2 separate regions of the Homo sapiens genome follow, and region 1 is linked to region 2. The links are chromatin contacts, found by Hi-C or POLR2A ChIA-PET in ENCODE. All regions are on one chromosome and are shown on one strand. The core of a region is the stretch at or near the end of the contact, and the rest is flanking DNA. Distances in the headings are between cores, read along the strand shown. Region 1 overlaps PPARGC1B (PPARG coactivator 1 beta). Region 2 has its middle 49 kb from the start of PPARGC1B.

Region 1 (3,470 bases), core at 547-3,046, 150 kb before region 2:
CTGGAAGGTTAGGTACCAAAATGATTCTCTGGTATGGGATTCTAGCTGATTTCCCCTTTGTTCTTTCTGTTTATTCATATTACCTCTAAAAATTAATTTCTTAAATTAAGCAAGGTAATACTTGTAAATGATTAAAAAAAAAAAAGAAGACACATCACAAATACTAAAGGGCAGACAATTAAAAGCAAGTCTCTCTCTTGCTCAAAGTCCCCTTCTGCCTCCTAGAGGCAACTCCACTAACTACTTTTCGGTGAACCTATCATGAGGTGGGCTTTCATTATGCAAGTATATGTATGTAGTCATTACCTCCAACCCACCCTGTTTTTTTTTTTTTTTCTTTTTTTTTTTTTTTTTTTTTTTTGAGATGCAGTCTCTGTCACCTAGGCTGGAGTGCAGTGGCAGGATCTCGGCTCACTGCAACCTCCACCTCACGGGTTCAAGCGATTCTCCTGCCTCAGCCTCCCAAGTAGCTGGGATTACAGGCGTCTGCCACCACACCCAGCTAATTTTTGTATTTTCGTAGAGATGGGGTTTTACCATGTTGGCCAGGCTGGTCTCAAACTCCTGACCTTAAGCGATCTGCCCGCCTCGGCCTCCCAAAGTGCTGAGATTATAGGCGTAAGCCACTGTGCCTGGCCCTACCCTGTTGTTTTTACACAAGTGGAAGACTACACTTAAGCTTGTTTGGCTTTTTTTTTTTTTTCTATAAAAACTGTAAAAGCTCTTCTGCTTCTGCACCCTGAGGGCAGGTACAGAGTGTACCTGAGCTGAGAGAGCAGGAAGTTGAATACATCTAGATTTTCCGCCGGAGATCCTAGCCAAGCTTGATAACAAACTGAGAAAGATCATGAGATTTTAGTACAGCACGGAGAGTTTCCCTGGGGAACATGCCACCCCAAGTCACTCCAACAAGGAATGCCAAAGGCCAGGAGCCAGAGAAAAGGCCACTCCACACTCTTGAGGAGCCACAGGATCCTGGCTACCCCACCTAAACCCCAAACCAGCACCCACATGTTTGTGACTTTTTCGATGGGAAATGATCCTAGGACTGGGGGAAAGAGACCTCATTCTAGCCTGGCTCAGGCCCGGTGCACTGTGAGAGCCTTGATTCCTCCATTGGTGTAATGAGCAGGGGCAGAGAGACTACATGGCTGGATTAAAACCTCTTTTTTTGACTCTAAGAATATGACAGAAGTTGCTGACCTCAGAAAATCACACAGACACACAGAGGTCCACAGGTCCTTACAAGTCCATCGCTGGACTCTCTGGGATCCATGGCCCAACCTGAGGTCCAGATGACTTCTCAGGGCCTTTTTGTTTGTTTGCTTTTTGTCTTTTAAAGAGATGGGGTCTTGCTCTGTCACCCAGGCTTGAATGCAGTATCATGATCCTAGCTCACTGAGGCCTCACACTCCTGGCTTTAGAAAATCCTCCTACCCCAGCCTCCAGAGTAGCTGGGACTACAGGCACGTGCCACCATACCGGGCTAATTTAAAAAAAAAAAAAAATCATAGAGATGGATCTTCCTATGTTGCCCAGGCTGGTCTCAAACTCCTGGCTTCAAGGGATCCTCCCACTCAGCCTCCCAAAGTGTTGGGATTACAGGTATAAGCCACTGTGCCCGGTCCCTCAGGGCCCTTCCAGATCTCTGTCGGTATGCAGGGAGTCTAGACAGCAAGTCTGTTTCCTGTGTGCCTTGCACAATGGCTGAAACAGAGGCACTCAATAAGCATGTAGGGAATGAAGGTAATCTAAGGCATGGGAGGGAAACAACCTTTGACCAGCAGGGGTCGCGCTTTGCCTCTTTAAGCTTTGGTTCTTCTCCAAAGGCCCCGTGAAGAAATGGCACTAGAATGCTTGTTACCACTAATGGTTGTACCAGAAGTATTAGTTCACATTTACTGAGCAACTCTATGTGCCAGGCACTGTTCTAAGTGCTTTATGTGTATTATCTGCTGTAATCCTCCTAATAGCCTTTGACATAGGCACTATTATTAACCCCTCTTTATAGATCAGGAAGCCGAGGCTTAGAGAGGTTCAGGATGTATGCCTAAGGGACATACAAGTACTAAATGGCAGGGCTGGGATTCAAACCTAGGTGCTTCGATTCCAGTCTGAAATGAAGCAGGACCCCCTCTCGGCAGGAGCCATAATGTGGGACTGAACATATTCTGTGCCTGGCATGGTGGGTGCTTCACGCTGCTTTGGGGAACTTGAAGGCAGTGGGAAGGAAGGGAAAGGGTCCTAGACTAGGAGTGAATACCTGAGTTCTAGTCTTTGCTGGCACACTGACTTGCTGTGTGACTACTGGAGATACCCTCCCCACTCTGGGCCACAGTTTTTCCAGAGCTGGGCTTGAGGGTCACCAAGGGCCTTTCCAGCTCAAACTCTCCATAACCTAAGAACCCTCCCGGCTCCAACAGGCTCTGATTTTCTAGCTGAGTCCTGCCAGCCTCCAGGAGCCACAGCACCAAGGGAGGGGCCCAAGACAGGCTGAGCAAAGCTAGACTTCACACTCCAGGACAGCTCAGCTATGGGTGCTCTCAGCCCGGATTGAGAGCGACTGCTTCCAGTAACTTCTGAGTTCCAGACTCCTTTGAAAATCTGATAAAATCTGATGTTCTCCCTAGAAAGCTGCTATTCCATGTGCACATTTCCACATTCCGCACACGCTCACACCGCATTTAACTTCTGCTGGTGGAAGTGTAAACCAGTCCAACATCTTTGGAGGGCAATCTGCAAGTATCTGCTTAAACTGGAAAATCACAGATCCACAGACCCAGGAATTTCATTTTTAAGAATTTGTCCATTTACATGTCACAAAGGCCTGTATAAGAACAGTTACTGTGCCACTGCTTGTAATGAGGAAGGAGTTGAAACAACACAAATACCCAACAGGGGAACCAGTGAAACCCTACCAAGGAACATTACACAGCCAACACAAAGAATGAAACAGAGCTCTACGTGCTCATGTGGAAGAGCTTCCAAGACACACAGTTAACCGTGAAAGCAACGTGCAGAGCCCTAATGTAGACTCCCTTTTGTAGTAAAATCTTTTAAAAGGTAGAAGAGGAAAGTCACATAACAGATCAGTAACCATGGTTACCTCTGGGACAGGAAAAAGCAACAGAGAGAGGGCTAAGGAGGTTTTGCTTTTAACTGTCCACTTTTACTACCTGGATTTTTACCATGTGTGTGCAATCTTCAGGAAAATGTTTTGCATGTAATTTCAAGGATTTAACACGTAACTTGGTCAATCCCTAAAGTACCAAAGAGCATAGAGAATGCAGGTGAAGCCTCTGTCGTTAGTACCTCTGTCTAGGTGGGAAAGGTTAAGTCCAGGGGGGCCTCCCACCTTCGGCCCACGCTCTCTGCTGTGATCAATATTGCCAGTGATGCACGGAGTCCCCTGCGGGGCTGGAGCGGATTGCTCTGCACCCCATGCCCTGAACCAGAAACCTAATCCCAGG
Region 2 (3,152 bases), core at 570-3,069:
GTTGCAGGAATATCTCGGTGAACAAGATAGACACGGTTCCTGCTTACATTCCTTTCAGAGACAGATACCATAAATTCTAACACACATTTCCATAACAACTGTGCTAGAGCCTGTAAGACAGAGTTACATGGCGTGGTGAGACTGAATCTGGCCAGGTCAGGCTTCTCTGAGGAAAGAGCTATTAATCTGGGCAGGAGTTGGCCAAGTTCAGCGCAGAGGGAAGGGCATTTGAGACAGATGGAACTGCGTATGCAAGGGCCCGAGAGGTCAGGGTGGCTCGACCTCTGACCAAGCCATTGCTAGTGGGATTGCAGAATGCAATTGTGGGGACACAGCAGTGGACAGGGCACAGTGAAAGTTCTCCAGGGAAATGTTCTGGGGACTCTTGCCACTGGCCTTGAGCCTTTCTTTCCTGTTCCCTGGTGGGTCCTTCATCTGAAACAGAACATTTTCCGTAGAGGCTCAGAGTATGGGATCTGGAGTCAGACTGTTATAAACCATCTCATCTGGGCTCCATCACTGACTATGTGTGTGCAAATGGCAGCAACTTAATCTCCCCAGGTCTCATTTTTCCCACCTGTAAAATGGGTATGAAACTATAACATGCGTTGTTGTGAGGATTAAGGGAGATAATCCACATAAAGTCATGACCACAATGCCTGGTACATCAGCAGTGCTCCATGCATGGTAGCTAGTGTTGTTATTATTGTTCTTATTAATATTTTCAGAGGCACCAGGGTCCTTGACCCTGGAGGTGCAGTCTCTTTATGGCTAAATATGGAGTTAACACAGAGCCAGGGAGGGTCTCCCAGCCCCTGGATTCCTAGAGACAAAAGTCTGGGCAATTACTCGATTGGAACATTCCATGAATCCATCAAGTAAGTTTTGGAAGTGGACTTGTGTTTGTTAGTGACACAGACAGAAGAGTGGAGGACAGCTAAGACCCAAGAAGATTTCTTAGATGACAGATGTGTGCTGCTAGTTGACATCGGCTCCCACTCCCCACCCCGCCTTCCACCCCAAAAACTGGACTCTCTTCCAAAGGATTCCAGCGATGCTCTCGGTAAGGAGAACCCCACTAAGTATTCTCTGGGCTGAGGAGTCACGGGTTCTGCCTTCCCAGAAAAGCACCTTTGCTCCACTGGGAGAATGCCTTTGGACTGATAAAGACTCTCTGAGTCCAGTTATGGGTAGGAATACTGCAAGGAGGTGAAGCTATTTTTTGCCACATGCTCTATCTCTCCAGCAGGCACAGTGACATTGCCCAGGATCCAAATAGCCCTAGCTGTAGAAGGTCATGGAGTTGAAGGCTAGAAGGCTTGGCTCTTCCAGAGCCAGGGTGGGGGGTGGGGGGACTATTTGCATCACCACTTGGGGGAGTCCTAAGACCTTTAGCTGTCCCCCCACCTTCCGTCCCCTCGCCCCAGCCTCAACCCACTGTCCACAGGACTCCTGTGGAACCCATTCCCCCCTGGGCCCAGAGTCTGGTGGCAACTGTTTATTTTTAGCCTTTGATTCCCCAAGAATGCAAGAGTGGGTGCTTGTGGAGCAGGGGAGGGAGGAGGGAGGAGGAAGAGGAACTTCAGGGCTTGGAGGGCCAAGGAGGACATAGCCCAGCCCAAGCCCAATTTCAACCCTGTGACAGCCTGTGGCAGGGTCAGGGCCAAGTCCTCGCCCTTCTTGGCCCACCCAGCTCAGGACCAGGTTGGGCTTATGCCTCCCTGTTCCCCTTTTCTTCTTCTCTGAAGGCCCTAGAGACTCATGGGCTTTCCGTTCCTCTTTTGAGCCACCCCCATGCTCTCAGTCCTCTGGAGTTCTCATTCTCAGCCACAGTGGGTGCATCACAGGACTCCTCAACACTTCCCTTCCTCCTGCCTCTGAAAAGACATCTCCCCAGCCCATCTCCTTTTGCCTGCCTGGCACTATAGTAGGCACTTAATACATATGGGTAGACAGAGGCTGTGTTTCATTGCTTCTTCCCATAGGCAGAAGGCCTGAATAATGGAAGAACCAATAAGAGGAAGTTACAAAGGTTTAGAAACTCTTACCAAACCCTTAAGTCATTGTCCCTGACTGCCTGTTTCCTGAGAAGTTCCCTGGCACCCCCAGGGCTCATCTTTGCCTCTGTGATCCTGAAGGAGATGCATTTATTCTTCCTTCCTCTTCCATTCTACCTTCAGCCTTTCCTTGGTCCTTCTCTCCAGGATACCTAGGCCCTGCCCCACAGCCTACATGAGAGTCTGCCAAAAGGGAAATGGGCAGGTCGTGCTGGCTGAAATCCTGGCTCCAAGACACACGAGCCGCGTGACCTAGGGCAAGCTGCCCTGGCCCCTGCAAGAGATCATACAGCTCTCTTGGGGGTTGCTGTGAGGTCTTGGAAGAATGTGCATAAAATGGCTGGCAAACAGTAGGTGCACAATGAGTGGTTGTTATTGTTATCATTTAATAAAGAGTGCAGAAAAACAAGCCTTCTTTTTTAACATCTACTTTCACTCTATACCTGATCATTCTTCATGTTGGTATCATGCCTTAATATGTTACAAAGCACTTTCTCCTCCATTAGCTCAGCTGATCTCCACACAACACCTTGAGAAGGGCCAAGTCATTGTTGTGGGATTTTTGTCCCCACTATACCGATAAAGATATTCAGGCTCCAGGGAGATGTAGAACTGTCTTGCTCATCATTGTGTGGACAGCACCTAAAGCAGGGCCTGGTCCACCGCAGGTGCTCAAAACAGAACCGAGCAAAATCCTGTTGAAGAAATGGCCTATACAATGTCACCCTACAGCCACCTACCCTTTCCTCATCAGTAAAATGGGAATTAACACTGCAGGACATCAAGTTACGACTCTAGAATTCAGCTACATGTTAACAGGCGGCAGGGGGTGAGGCATGTGTATCCACACCCTCTCCCCTTCTTCCCAGAAGGGAGACTGCCTTGGTCTTTCAGGAGAATAATTGGGAAATGCCTTTGACAGGAAGATGGGTATAGCTCATTCCCTGAAGATCCTCAGAACAGACCATCCCTGTCCTTGCGTCCTGGTATTTTGGTTTCTTCAGCTGGGAGCTGAATTTACGAGAGAGAAGAGGGGCCTGAGTGTGTGCAGTCATGGGAAGCAAATTCCAAGGAAGAGGGAAGGGTTCCAGAGTA

The links. A loop is a pair of places that touch in the nucleus more often than their neighbours do. ChIA-PET counts read pairs that join two places held with the same protein, here RNA polymerase II (POLR2A). Pooled maps may share reads with other maps.
Region 1: a loop to region 2 is called in a pooled map, with 5 times the contacts of the local background. The contact joins two enhancer-like sites. A Hi-C loop is called at or near these places in 5 of 50 pooled maps. POLR2A ChIA-PET finds 5 or more read pairs at or near these places in 3 of 52 experiments (PC-9, activated B cell and common myeloid progenitor, CD34-positive).

What each region holds. Positions count from the first base shown.
Region 1 is chr5:149,826,922-149,830,391 of GRCh38, reverse strand. The region is part of intron 3 of PPARGC1B (PPARG coactivator 1 beta); the gene reads right to left. Among named protein-coding and RNA genes, the nearest start is that of MIR378A, 96 kb to the right of the region's middle. Within about 2 kb of position 1,796, at least 5 of the 41 ENCODE cell types and tissues checked have a DNase peak (open chromatin) inside an H3K27ac peak, as active enhancers do.
Region 2 is chr5:149,679,523-149,682,674 of GRCh38, reverse strand. No RefSeq gene overlaps it. Among named protein-coding and RNA genes, the nearest start is that of PPARGC1B, 49 kb to the left of the region's middle. RefSeq lists enhancers at 1,862-1,911, 2,002-2,321. Within about 2 kb of position 1,819, at least 10 of the 41 ENCODE cell types and tissues checked have a DNase peak (open chromatin) inside an H3K27ac peak, as active enhancers do.